Linked DNA regions of Homo sapiens: regions 1 and 2 are each linked to region 3. The links are chromatin contacts, found by Hi-C or POLR2A ChIA-PET in ENCODE. All regions are on one chromosome and are shown on one strand. Each heading gives the region's core, a stretch centred on a gene start or an enhancer-like site at or near the end of the contact. The rest is flanking DNA. Distances are from core to core; before and after follow the strand shown.

What was found. A loop is a pair of places that touch in the nucleus more often than their neighbours do. ChIA-PET counts read pairs that join two places held with the same protein, here RNA polymerase II (POLR2A). Pooled maps may share reads with other maps.
Region 1: a map with no recorded cell type shows a loop between it and region 3 (4-fold over the local background). The contact joins two enhancer-like sites. A Hi-C loop is called at or near these places in 1 of 37 single-sample maps with no recorded cell type and 3 of 50 pooled maps. POLR2A ChIA-PET finds 5 or more read pairs at or near these places in 2 of 52 experiments (SK-N-SH and activated T-cell).
Region 2: a loop to region 3 is called in a map of cardiac septum, with 3 times the contacts of the local background. The contact joins two enhancer-like sites. A Hi-C loop is called at or near these places in 15 of 168 maps with a recorded cell type or tissue (CD14-positive monocyte, GM12878, GM18951 and 11 more). POLR2A ChIA-PET finds 5 or more read pairs at or near these places in 13 of 52 experiments (AG04449, AG04450, CD4-positive, alpha-beta T cell and 9 more).

Annotation. Positions count from the first base shown.
Region 1 is chr2:134,152,060-134,156,603 of GRCh38, forward strand. It overlaps a transcript of MGAT5 not described here. Among named protein-coding and RNA genes, the nearest start is that of MIR3679, 27 kb to the left of the region's middle. Within about 2 kb of position 2,397, at least 4 of the 41 ENCODE cell types and tissues checked have a DNase peak (open chromatin) inside an H3K27ac peak, as active enhancers do.
Region 2 is chr2:134,135,366-134,140,007 of GRCh38, forward strand. It overlaps a transcript of MGAT5 not described here. Among named protein-coding and RNA genes, the nearest start is that of MIR3679, 11 kb to the left of the region's middle. Within about 2 kb of position 1,951, at least 17 of the 41 ENCODE cell types and tissues checked have a DNase peak (open chromatin) inside an H3K27ac peak, as active enhancers do; they include CD14-positive monocyte, breast epithelium and transverse colon, where a contact is called at or near this core.
Region 3 is chr2:134,409,027-134,413,761 of GRCh38, forward strand. MGAT5 (alpha-1,6-mannosylglycoprotein 6-beta-N-acetylglucosaminyltransferase) reads left to right here. Exons shown (of 16, transcript NM_002410.5): 12 at 3,843-3,989. Among named protein-coding and RNA genes, the nearest start is that of MGAT5, 160 kb to the left of the region's middle. Within about 2 kb of position 3,090, at least 16 of the 41 ENCODE cell types and tissues checked have a DNase peak (open chromatin) inside an H3K27ac peak, as active enhancers do; they include CD14-positive monocyte, breast epithelium and transverse colon, where a contact is called at or near this core.

The sequences.
Region 1 (4,544 bases), core at 1,147-3,646, 260 kb before region 3:
GCCCACTGCCATGGGACCTCACTCACTCATCCCCTCTGGGACCCGCCCACCGCCATGGGACCTCACTCACTCATCCCCTCTGGGACCCACCCACCACCATGGGACCTCATTCACTCACACCCTATGGGACCTGCCCACCGCCATGGGAACTCACTCACACCCTATGGGACCCGCTTACCACCATGGGACCCGCTTACCACCATGGGACCTCACGCCCTATGGGACCTGCTTACCACCATGGGACCCGCTTATCACTCACGCCCTATGGGACCCGCCCACCGCCATGGGACCTCACTCACGCCCTATGGGACCCGCCCACCGCCATGGGACCTCACTCACGCCCTATGGGACCCGCCCACCGCCATGGGACCTCACTCACGCCCTATGGGACCCGTCCACTGCCATGGGACCTCACTCACTCATCCCCTGTGGGACCCACTCACTGCCATGGGACCTCAGTCACTCACAGCTCTTCTTTCTGTTGCCAAATGTTGCACTGCCAATCTTCCCCAAAGGAAATAAAGGAAGTAAATGTAAAATCAATGTCTTTTTAATTTTTTACAAAATAATGAACTATCTGTTGAAAAAATTGGGAAGCCAGAGACTTCACTAATGAACGTGGTAACTATGTTTGTCTCCAAGTTATGTGCAAATGTGACTGAGTTTATCTTCTTAGTTTTAAAAGAAAAGTATGAATCGTTCTCTGACTTTAGCTGTATATCAGCAGTGCATTAATGAAATAGGGCAGTGCTTTGGCAACCTCAGTTGCGTAAGGAAGTCCAAAGGAACTTGTCAAAAGGGGAGATCTCTAAGCATACCCTTTCCAGGCATGGAGTCCACTTTTTTTTTTTTTTTTTTTTTTGAGATGGAATCTCACTCTGTCGCCCAGGCTGGAGTGCAGTGGTGTGATCTTGGCTCACTGCAACCTCCACCTCCTGAGTTCAAGCAGTTCTCCTGTCTCAGCCTCCCAAGTAGCTGGGACTATAGGCATGTGCCACCACGCCCGGCTAATTTTTTTGTATTTTTAGTAGAGATGGGTTAGTAGAGATGGGCTTTCACCATATTGGTCAGGCTGGTCTCGAACTCCTGACCCCAAATGATCTGCCTGCCTCAGCCTCCCAGAGTGTTGGGATTACTGGCGTGAGCCACCACGCCGGGCCAGAGTCCACATTTTTAATCAAGGCCCCAAGTGGTTAAAAAAATAACTTAAGGAGCACTGTGACATGGGAATATTGATCCCCTTAAGCCCTTTTTAAAGTGCTGAGGCTTAATCAGGAGACCCTTGGTCTTCTTTCTTTTTTTTTATTATTAAATTGGAATTGTAAAATTCCTCCTGGACCTTCTCCTGACTAACTGTTTTAATCCCTGTACCTCAGGCTGCCTGTCATTGGCAGGACAAATGCACAAGAACTGATTTCCCTGGAGAGGGTTCTTGGTGTCACATGGTGGGAGATGCTGTCTTGTTTAAAAACAAAGAAATAAAACCCTTCATTGAACTCGATGGTCTCCCTGAAGAGGCTGGAAACGTAATCCAGTGGTGTCTGTTTGTTTCCAGCCCATGTTGTTATTAATCCTGTTACAAATGATAATGCTTTGCCTTTACAGGCTTGCTGTCTCGGAGGAGTTTTCTGTATTGCCTGCTAGGCCCTGCTGGGTGATTAAGCCACTCACTCAGAGTCTTACAGGCCACTCGAGGACGATTTCCTTATAGCAGACGACTGACTATACTTCTCGAGCAGTGTTTGCTGAGTGACATATTAACTCTTGCTTATGGTTCCTTGGGAGGAGAAGGCCCTAATGCTATGAGGGTTAAGGCCCAGAGACATGGGCTTCTCCGCTCCACTCTCTCCCTCCCTTCCCTCATCATTAGAAGTTTCTCGGCCCCTTCCATAGGGGCAACGGCAGGGCTGTAGCTCTTTGTTCTTATGCCCTATTTTATTTTATTTTTTTATCCTATGGAAAAAAAATACCCAGAGCCCCGCAAAACAAGAGGTACTTAATTTAATACTTTTGTAAATAAGAGCCATAGCATTTTCACCCACCAGGTGTTATTAATAGTTTCCACTTATAATACATAGACTTTGTGGCCAATTAAGGCAGCAGGTAATGAGGAGGAATTTGGGAGAAACGAATATGGGTCAGGGAACGGATGGCACGCAGGAAAGAGCTTCAGAGGGGCACTTGGCCCTCTCCACCTATCTCAGATGAAGTCTTTCAAAACTCTGAAATGGGTGTGGACTTTTTCACAACTGTTGCAATACGAGAGGCTGCGACTTATTTATATAAGGAAATGGCCCTGCTCCCACCCACTCCTCCCCTTCTGTGTCCTCCTCCATATCCTGCCAGGCCTATCCATGCTGTGTTCAGACATGCAGGTCAGAGGGCACAGGCAAGCCCCGTTTTGGGGAAGTCCTGATTAGACCTGTCACGGGAGACAAGAAACTCAGTGGTTCCGCCCGTCCAGGTGTCCCCATTGCCTGCACGGAGCTGTCAGTGGTTTTGATTCTCAGGCTGTGTAAGCTGGTGGTAAGCCTCCATTATCTACCCCACAACACTCTTTTTATTTGAAGTCAGAGGACACTGACCACACCCCTGAGACTCTAAATCTCATCCAAGGAAATGGCCTCTCCAAGATCCATACCGTTTTACCAAGCCATAGGTGGGAGTTTTCTAGAAACACGAGCCATCCTGACAACTGTGCTGTCTGACTCTCTCTAATGAGCTGTGAGGCGATCAAGTTAATTAAAGAGAAACTCTGCTTGTTAAAATTCAAGCTAGAAGCATCTTTTTGTATCTGAGTTTGAATCTGGTCAGTGTTCTTGAGGGCACCACCGTGAGGTGTCTTGGTCATCTGTGACCTTTCCTGGAGGATAATGACATCCCTTCTAAACAAAGAACAGACTTTTTCATCAATGCTAACTCTTAGGAATAACAGAGGCTCAGTGACCGCCCTGTGTTTTGGGTCAGTCCTGCAGAAGAGGGAGAACTCTCCTGGGCGCTTATTCACATTGTCTGATGGCAGGTGGATGGGGTGGGTTAGGACGCGCAAACTTTGTTCATGGTCAGGAGTTTGGCACATGTGAAACAGTCCCTAGGAGAGTGCTCTCTTTCCCCACCGCCCAGAATTCCTGTGTCTTGGACATCTCTGCTGCCACCACCCTGGCCCAGGCTCCTGCCATTTCTGGCCTGGAAGATGCCGTGTCCTTTGCTTCCATTCTCACTTCCCTGTCTGCACGGCATCCACATTGAGCTTCTGAAAATGCAAAGCAGATCATTGAGGTCCATCTGCTTCTCCATTCTCCTGCAGAGTGACGAAGTGGTTGAGAGCTTGGTTTCTGAAGTTGGTCTGATTGTGTTTCAGTCCTTAACTAGGTCTGACTTGGAGCAGCTGAATTGAATTGTGTCCTCATCTGTAAAGTGGCATGCTGATAGGAGTGGAATCTACTTGTTGGAATGTTGTAAGGATTACCTTTTTATATGGAGCACTTAGGACAGGGCCTGGCACATAGTAAGTACTGGAAAAAATGTTGGTTGTTATTTTTATTGTCAATATTCTACTAAAATTCAGGGCCATCCTTTTTAAGCTTAGATGCCAACACAGACTCTTGGTCATACCTCTGGCCCAGGTGACATCTCCAGCTTCATTTTCACTTGTCCTCCTGCCTCCCTCTGTTTCTAGCCACACTGGCTCTTTCAGGATCTCCAAAGTACCATGCTCTCCCCAGCTCCAGGGCCTTTGCACATGGTGTTCTTTTTCTGAGAAAGCTTCCTTCCTTCCCTCTTTTTCTGGCCAACTCCTGCCTCTTCCTATCTGCACTTAAATGTCCTTTCCTTCCGCAGGGAGGCCTCCCTGGACCCCTCAGCTGAGAGCAGATCCCCATTATTCTCTGCTGCTCTCCCCGCCGTTCTTTTCTTCATAGTAGTTGCCACAGTTTGTAATTCTGTATTCATCCGTAGGCTTGCTTGATTTATATCTTCAAGCTCTCCTATACTTTATGCTCCAGGAAGCCTAGGACGTCCAGCAGCACACAACGCAGGCCTGGCCTCTACTGCTCCCTAACTGTGAGATGAATGAATGCTGCTCCCCCAGCTCAGCTTGTGCGCTTCTGCACAGGCCGCCGGTCTGTGCATGAGATCTTGTTTATTTGCATACAGAGACCCTTCCGAATACATTTCTAGGTCACAGGTTCTCAAACCGTAGTGTGCATCAGAAACACCTGGAGGGGATCATGGAGTGCCAAAAAGGAAATGAAGGCTGGAAGAAAAGTGCAAAACATGGCTTGTTATGGGCTGTCCAGATAAGTTCGTCCAGGTCTCTGTCTGTTTGGCCTGTGTCATTCTTCTTAGGTCTGTGTGAGGTTGTTAACGACTCCTGCCTCTTTTGTTGCCCAGGTGGTAAAATCTAGGGGCTAGAAAGGACTGAGCTACAGGATCCCCCAGGAGAAGAATGTTTTAAAAGAGTTCCTTATAGAGGCCCAAAGCAAGGATCCCAGTGGTTTGGTTGTAGCTAAATTTAGAGTAGTTGGTGGCTGCTCCTTCTGCCA
Region 2 (4,642 bases), core at 701-3,200, 270 kb before region 3:
CTGAATTAATACTTTTAATGTGAAGCATTTTTAAAGAAAGCAAACCAGCCTGGTGCGGTGGCTCACACCTGTAATCCCAGCACTTTGGGAGGCAGAGGCGGGCGGATCACGAGGTCAAGAGATTGAGACCATCCTGGCCAACATGGTGAAACCCTGTCTCTACTAAAAATACAAAAATTAGCTGGGCATAGTGGTACGTGCCTGTAGTCCCAGCTACTTGGGAGGCAGAGGCAGGAGAATTGCTTGAACCCGGGAGATGGAGGTTGCAGTGAGCCGAGATCGCGCCACTGCACTCTAGCCTGGCAACAGAGTGAGACTCCATCTCAAAAAAAAAAAAAAAAAAAAAAAAGAAACCTTGGCCCACATGTGGGGTATAGCAGAAATAGAGATATTGGTCCCATAGTGCTCCTCCCCGAGCCACAGCCATGGGTGGTGGACTGTCCTTGTTGTACAACCTCCACCCTCCCATGCATACAGGTAGTTTTTGGCTCTTGCTGGGCCATGGCTCCCGTGTAGGTCTCTGCATTATTCTGGAAAAACTGCAGGAATGGAAGGTAAAATTAGGTTGTCACATGAGTTTCATAACTGCACAAGGTTTCAGGGAAACCTGTGAACTTGCATGGGAAAATATTACACTTTCATTTTCCCTAACTTCTAGCCAAAATTTGGCAATTCTTTCACTTTGGAAGGTTGGACATAAGTCACAGTAGTATTAGTGCTGTTTGTGACTTTGTCACCAATAGAAATCTAATATTTTCATGTCACATTAGAGATGATTAACAGGTGTGTTGAAATACCAGTATTCATCACCACTTTGAAATTACGGTGGTTGTTGCACCTGTTGCTAGATAGTATTATTTAATGTGTTAAGATACAAGCTGCAGGTATTGCCATTTACCAATTAAAAAAAAAATTGGGGGGCCAGACGCGGTGGCTCATGCCTGTAATACCAGCACTTTGGGAGGCCGAGGTGGGCGGACCACTTGAGGCCAGGAGTTTGAGACCAGCATGGCCAACATGGCAAAATCCTGTCTCTTACCAAAAATAAAAAATTAGCTGAGCGTGGTGGCGGGTGCCTGTAATCCCAGCTACTAGGGTGGCTGAGGCAGGAGAATCACTTGAATCCCAGAGGCAAAGGTTGCAGTGAGCTGAGATTGCACCACTGCACTCCAGCCTGGGCAACAGGGTGAGACTCTGTCTCAAAATACATGAATAAATAAAATAAATAAATAAATATAAAAAATATTTTGGTAACAGTATTTCAATATCATTGATTTCCTCTGCAGTCCTGTGTATTTTATTTTATGCATTAAAAAAGTCTTTCTGAGAAGGAGTCCATAGGCTGCCCCTAGTTTGCCAAGGGGTACAGTAGAATTGTGGTGTGTTCTAGACCCTGCACACCCACTGCTCCCCTTTCCCTCCTCTTCATCAAGAGTTGACCTCCTCCTGACTTGGGCTTTCTCCAAGGCTGTCAGGTGCGTTTGTAGAGTGGGTGTGGGCTTATCTCCAACTTTTTATCTTAGACCTGGTCAAAGAATTGAGCTCTATTCTTGGCTCACTGGTTTATCATATCCAGGGAGGCAAGTTTGTCAGAACGTTCCTCTAGCAAGGCCATATCTGTCACTACAAGGTATGTGATTCATTTAAAGCCAAATGTCCTAATTATCTGAATCCTAAACAGAAGTCTGATTTCAGCTTCAGTTTCAGTTTTTCAAGTGGAGAAAACCCACAGACATTCTGCAGGAAAATGCCCTAAATACACATTAACCCCCTGTTTTCCTCTTGGTATGCTTTAAGGTTATATCATCGACAACAGCACTCTAAGAAATAGGTCTCTGCCCAAGAAATATGTTGTGCACATGGTTGCCAGGGGTGTTTTCCTGTTGGCGTATGGCTTTGGACAGAGGGGCATCCCCTAGGAATTGGGGCTTGGCTTGGAGGTAGTCAGCGCCATAGGAATGCACTTCCTCTTGGCTTCCCGCTTGCCACTCAGTGAGTCCAGCCCAGAGGGTGCTCTGCCGCTGCTGTACCTGGATTTCTGAGAGTGGAGTCAGCCCTTTTCTGTTTCTGGAAACTTCTCTTGATAGGAAATGACTCTGTCCACAGAAGAGCTTATTGTACTGCACCTCGTCAGGCTGCAGACTTGAAGTCATTGCTGTGCTGCCATGGGCATCTCTTTCCACTTGTAGCTATATTTAGAGCATGAAAATGCTGAACATTTCCTTCCTGTTTCTTTAGAAGTCAGAGCGGGGAGGGATTTCTTGTATTCAACACAAATCCCTCGGATAACCATATGAAAAGATAATGGGAATAATAATTTTTCGTTCTTTGTTTAAAAAAATATTAACGCTGAAGCTTGGACTAGAATAGTCTCTATTTTTTTTTTCTGCTTCATTTTTCTATGTTATTGGTCAGTTTTATTATTGAGGCAGTTACATTACATTATATTCTTACTGTTTAAAGATAATGTATTTGTATTTAACAAGTTTATCAATGAAGGGATAGCATCTCGCCTTTCTTTTCTTTTTTTTTTTTGCAAATGGAAATAGCAAAGTTATGTTGCTTTCTGAGTCACTGATTGATATTACAGATTTGTGTTCAAGATTGTTGGCACAATTAGGCCTGTTTTTTTTTTTTTTGTTTTGAGACAGAGTCTTGCTCTCTTGCCCAGGCTAGAGGGCAGTGGCGCTGGTCACTGGTCACTGGTCTCAAACTCGTGGGATCAAGTGATCTTCCCACCTCAGCCTCCCAAAGTCCTGGGATTATAGAGGTGAGTCTGACCTAGGCCTAATTTTTAAAGTGAGATACCTAACATAATTTTATTAAGAAGCTGTTCTTCTATCATTGCCCTTTTTTTTTTGGCTTGAGAAAGCAAGAAATTCACCAAATTTACTCGCTAAGAGTTAGTGATTCAGTCTGTAGGATCTCTGACCACTCCCCTCCCCCACTCTGAACCACATTCACTCAGACTGTTTCATATTTTAATCCTACTTTGTGGAGAGCATAAATAAAGTCCAGAAGGTCTAAAGTGTAGGAGTTAAAGTACCCATGTGTGGTCCATCTTCTGGTCAGATGGATGACAGAATTAATTGTGCAGCTGCTGGACACGGATAGATCCCATTACCATTTTATAGACCATATCACAGTAGAAAGTGGAAAATATAGGTCCTGTCTTCAACTTGACAACCAAAAGGTGAGGACCTCACACATGCAGATGAATACTTTCTCTCTGAGAACAGACCTTTTGGGCATGGTAGCTGGTGTACTGGGAATACTGGGTCCTCCTGTTACCGTGTCTTGTGCACACTGTCTAATGTCATGCTTGGGATAACCATGTATATTAGCTTCCCTTATTTTCACCGGACAAACGTGAAACTTATGAGGGAAAGTGAAGTATGTTGTCTGGGGTGACTCACATAATAAGCAAGGTGGTCATATAATTTATCATCCAAATCAGGATGCTTTTGAGAGTGAAGAGGGGTGCTATTGATGATTATGCTGGGATAACAGGCATAAAAGGGGATATATGGTCCCCCTACTGATAAGGTACAGATTGGGGGTTAAATGCAGGTCTCTGATCTTAAATTGTGCCTACTTTCCATTACATGCTGTTAGATCAGGCCACTCTGTCTGCAAATGAATTGGTAAGGCACAGATGGAAGAACCTTCTGAAGATGAGTTCTGCTCTAAGAATACAGCCGAAGAGAAATTCTCTAAGGCTAGGCGAAAGGTTTTTTTGGCCAGAGAAATGTCTACTAGAGATCTTCTTTCATGTAAAAACATGGAAAGGGTTTTGTTGGAAAGACAGTTTCTTCCTTCATAAAAATGGTTTTCCATTGTTTGTTTAAAAGAATGGGTCTGCTTTAGCATTTATAAGAAAGACGGAGTAAGAGTCACAGAATCTCATATCCAGGGCAAACATCTTCATAGCCTGTGGCTGTTAAGATCCAGAATGGTAGATGAATTCTTTAATAGTAAGGTGTGTAGATACAAATTTACTACTCTTGTTTTTAGCACTCTGGCCGTGGCTGCTATCAATGAGGCAATTTTGTGTATGGTATAATCTTACTCTGAGATGTTAAGGTAAAAATCCCAGCCCTCAAATACACTGCTTTGCCACACTGGGGCTTGTGACAAGCCTTTGTACCTCTGTGAGCTTCAGACACAGGCATGCAAACACACCCAGCGGAGGCTCAGACATGAAGACAGATGAAGCGCAGGGTTCTTATAAATGATATTACAGCCCAGCCATGAAAAGGAATGAAAAACCTCGCACAGTATCGCAGGAATTATTTGTTCGCAGTGTCATGTTCTCTTGCAGCCTTCTAAGCCAGCTGAGGTGCAAAATCAAAAGTTTCATAACAGAGTGGTTCTGTAAATACCAAAGACTGTAAAACAGCCCTGCTAGATTACCACTTGTCATCAGGTAAGCAGTGCCAGAGGATGACATGCCATCCACAGGCCAGGCCACTGCTGGCAACCCAGAGCAAGCAGAGGGAGGGGTGCTGGTTATGCACTTGCTGGCCATTCGAGAACAGCTTTTAGTTGAGAGTTGTTATGTGGCCTTCCTTCTACACCCAGGTTTAGGGAGGACCTGCCTTCTGACTCTTGGAACACCTGTAAAAGCATGAATCCTAAAGTA
Region 3 (4,735 bases), core at 1,840-4,339:
GAAACAATGAGAACTCATAAATATACATGCAGGTGCTGAACATCTTGTAAAAACCCACAAACATAACTCCTGCACACGTAAACTCCGTCTAAATGATATAAGGCCATGATATGCAGCTGTGTGAAGTTGCATATGGATTTGAACTTGAGTGACTGATTATCCAGCACTTACTAAGTGCCAAGACTTGGAATGAATCCTTTCCATGTACTATCTCATGTAATCCTCACAGCAACCCCATGAAATAAAGCACTATTGTTTTACCCATTTTACACATGAAAACTCTGAGGTTTAGCAAGCTTGTTACCCGGACTAAGGTCCTATAAATAGAATAGATTATAAATGGGCCTTAACTAATCCATAGACAGAAGCACCTAGCAGTGTGTCACAGTGACTGACCTGGGAAATGATGGAGCTAGACCTTGAAGCCTAATCTGTCTCCAGAACCTGCGCTGTTAATTACCACATTGTTCTGGGCACTTTGTGCCAATAATGGATTCATCAATTCATTTGATGAACCGGGGGTGATTCATTGCTCAGTTTCCCTCTAGAGTCACCATGCCAACTTCGCTAATTAAAACTGGCCAGAAAAGTATGTGTTGTGTGTGTGTTTCCTATTTATGATTATCCTCAATGTTCCCCATCAAGAGTGAAACTGACCAAGCCCATGGATAAGAACCCCCTTTATCCATGTTTAAAGATTCTTTAAGTACTCCACTTAGCAGTTTAAAACAATTGTTTCTTCTTTCACAGAGTGGGAAAAATCTGGGTGGTTTTACTGGACCCTTTGTGAATGTGTAGGAACGTCCCAATCCTATACTGTGAAGAAAACGTATGGTGCCTCATCTGTTCTCTCTGCTTAGCATTAGTTCAGAAATTTAATCCTAGATCCCACAATCCCTCTGTGTAGAAATACTCATTGATGGAGCTGGAGTTGCAGCCATGGAGATATTTTGTCATCTGGAATATCCTCATTAGATTCTGGGCTTCTGAAGGCAAGGTGAAGTATAAGTAAAATATGGCCAGTTTTCTCCAGCAGAGTTAAGCCTTGGCACTTATGTACATTCTTGCAGTGTCTCTTGCCTCCTTGCTAAGGAAATCGGTTAAGTAGGCAGAATAGCAGGAGATTAGGGGAAAAGCAATTCAGTGTGGTTAAGGTGCCAATGTGTGGCAAGACCATAAGTGCAAGGAAGTTTACAGAGTGCTGTTTGGTGGTGATGAACTCTCTCCGCCTGTTGTGTTTTCATTCAAACCTCAGATGTGCTATTTGACCTTAATACATCTGCTCCATTGTAATATCACAGGTAATAAGCACACAGGAAGCAAGAAAAAAATTGCTTATTGACTGAAGTGACAAAAAACTGTTATTTTGGTGTTTCCAAGTAATGTATTTCCTACAATCCTAATTGTGTGACAGAAAAACTCATTGCCAGGAAATTATGTTGTATTTGCTTAGGCTTCATTCTAAACATATGAGGCTTTGGGAGAGTTAATAAAGTTTTTATTTTATGTGTACTGAGATATTCTGGTGCCCACAGGGCAGAAGAGATGGTTCATATTGTTGTTCAGATATAATTAAACCTAGGTCACATTCAAGTCCATTAAGCAACAGCCTCAAATCCTTTTAATTAATGGATTCAGATTGATCTAAAGAAGCTAATTAAATTTTTCCCAAGATTTTCTATTTAAATAGACAAACATTGTGCTGCTTGCATTTCCTCCAAAGCTGTTCTTTGAAATTTAGAGTTGATGAAGGTATCCACACTTCATGGCAGGCCCTGATTTTCAGAGGTCAGGAGGCACTGTGGGTTCTCTGACTAAACCTGCAGAAATCCTGATCTGCGTCTTCTGGCACTTTTCTCCTCAGTCAGAAAGATCTGGACTCCCTGTGCTATCTTATGCCCAACCACGGCCTGACAGAGGTCATTTGTTTTCCACTGGAGAGCCGGCACATCCTCTCCAAAGTCTGATAGGAGAGGGCAAATCAGAGATCACAAGTCTGGTAGATAACAACCCTGGATTCTTCATATTCCATAAAGCTGGGATGTCGTGGGACTAGTACATTCCCACTGTTTCCTTCCATTTCATCTGCAGCAGTCAGATCTCCCCCACCCCTGAGCCACATGTCCAGGCCACACCCTATAGTTAGAAGTTCTCTCTGACAATCTCGTTTCTGTTAGCTGTATAATAAGAGTAAGATGCAGAGCAGGAGCTTCCTAATGGTAGTAGAGCTTTCCCTTTATCCTACAGCTTCCAGGCTCCTGGCTACCATGTTTTCCTCACCACCATCACCCCCACCCGTGATCTCTGGTGGTTCTGCTGCCCAAGGGGGAAATGACCCAGCCAGCATTAGGGGCTCTGCTGGCCTCTAAAGCTTCTTTTCTTCCCAGCTCCCTGCCCTGTGGACATCTCTGGCATTGTGATCACGCAGTTTTCAGGAAACGAAAATTTATTCTTTCAAAAAACCAAAAAGATTGAGTACCCTATTCTGTTCAAAACAAAAGTAAATAGGTCCAGAAAACCTGAGATGTTAGTGCTGTGCCCCAGAATTCCTTCAGGAGCTACCTGGTTCTCCAGTATGTCACCCATGGGCTGTGCTCAGGGTTGGCCTGACACATGCAGCCCGGCAGCTTGGGCCTGGCACCCTCCAGCTGAACCTTTCTAAACGATCATTCAATTAGAGCAGCTGCTAAGAGAGGAAAGCTGGTGAGAAGGAGGGGATTGCTGTGAAAAGACCGAGGGAAAAACAGAACCAAGCTTGCAGCTAAATCTAGTTGAGCCATCTCCTTCATTCTCAACACCTGGCCTTGTGGTTGGGTGATGCTCTGTGATGGCAGAAGGTAAGGACGCCCTGGGGCCCAGTTATCTTTTCTCACTTAATGTGCCCCTGGGGGCTGAAACAGAACAGGCTTTTATGTGGGTAGAGAGGACACAGCTTCGTCAAGCCCAGACCTGGACCCTGCCCATCAACAACCTGCAGTGCTCCAGCAGTGTGAAGTACACCCACTGTGATGGTACGTGCCGAGGCATTTCTGTGAGCAGTTATTTCATTTTTGGACCCAGGAAATCAGCACCACTGAACTGCAGCTTGTCCCCTTTGTCATCGTGGCTTCCAGCTGCTGTGGTTGCTCTGAGGACTGAGAGCAAGTTGTTGCTGCCATCTATGGTCTGTCTTGGGGGAAGCACATGGTTTGCCTGCTGGAGAGGGAAGCAGCTGCCTTGCAGATTCAGCAACACAGCACCCTCTCTCCCCTCTGAGGGGAAAATCAACACCAAGATGTTGGTGTCCCCAGTGTAAACCCCATTATGAAAACCTGTGTTTACTGACCTACCATCATTTTAAAGCAGTTCCGTTTGAACTGCAATCAAACCTCCAAGTGACCTTTCTGTCCCTCCGCCCAGCATTCCTGAAAGGGCCTGTTGTTTCTTTGGTTCAATGAAGAAACCTTCTGTGTAGTTAAGCAAGTGTTTTTCCAGTCATGTCTCCTGGTGAGTTACAGAAGGATTATTGTTGGGTCTTGGTGGTGGTGGTGGTTGTTTTTCTTTTAATACTCCATCCTCCCTACCCCGTGGATACCCCTAGACACTTAATTTTTTAGTTCCTTGGTGGAGGAGAGCATAGTGAGTTGAGCAGCTTTGTGGGGACTTTAAAAGTTCGTAGTTTTTCAGATCCTGGTGTAAGCTGAATTCTCTCTGCCCCACCCCCCAGGGCCTGGGAGCCTTCCAAAGTGAGGTGTCCACACGGGAATGGGCCACAGAATCGCCGCCTGCAAGCTAGGAATGCCCGTCCTGCCTGATGGTCCTGCCTGATGTGTTCATACGCTGTGTGGTTTTCTGTCTTACAGTTGTTTGTTGGACTTGGGTTCCCTTACGAGGGCCCAGCTCCCCTGGAAGCTATCGCAAATGGATGTGCTTTTCTGAATCCCAAGTTCAACCCACCCAAAAGCAGCAAAAACACAGACTTTTTCATTGGCAAGCCAACTCTGAGAGAGGTAAGCATCTATCAAAATTATTCCATTTTGAATAATATGAATAATAGCTATTTATTGAGTGCTCATGTAGGTATTAACTTCATCTAACATGATTGGGTGGGAGGGTGAGGGTATAGAGGCTCAGAGAGGCAAATGACCTGATCACATCACCTTGCAAGTTAGGGGCAGGATTTGAATCTACTTCTGCCTTCACCAAGTAAGGGATCTTGACACTCTACCCCCACTCTAGCTTACTGTAAACTCAGACAATCTAGCCTCTGATTATAGCTGAACTCTGGTTTCCTGAATGTTTGAAGTTTAGGGAGTGAGATCAACTGGTTAGCAGATACTTGTGAAGAATCTGCTCCCCATGATGGGCTTTGGAGAATAAAAAGTGGGCTGTGGGAGTTTTCAAAGAGCCATCAGCCTCAGGATACCATATGTATCATGGATAACTGAAGTAATGTGACTGATTTTTTTCACCCACCATCCCAAGAAGTAATCCTACCATTGCTAGAACCATTTGCAGAAGCCTCATTTGAATTGCCTTCAGAGATCCTGTTGAAAATCTGCAGTGTGTGATGAATCACCATTGAGGGTAGTTGGATTTGATTTAGGGCAATAAACAAAAGTCTTTTACAGCTACGTGTGAGTGATCAAGCTGGGTGTTTCTTCATCTGGTCAGAAATAGGTGTGTGCAAGAAACCATAAGATTGATTTTCTGATTATTTCTATGTAGTTAGTAGTAAGTGACTCTGCAGGCAGCT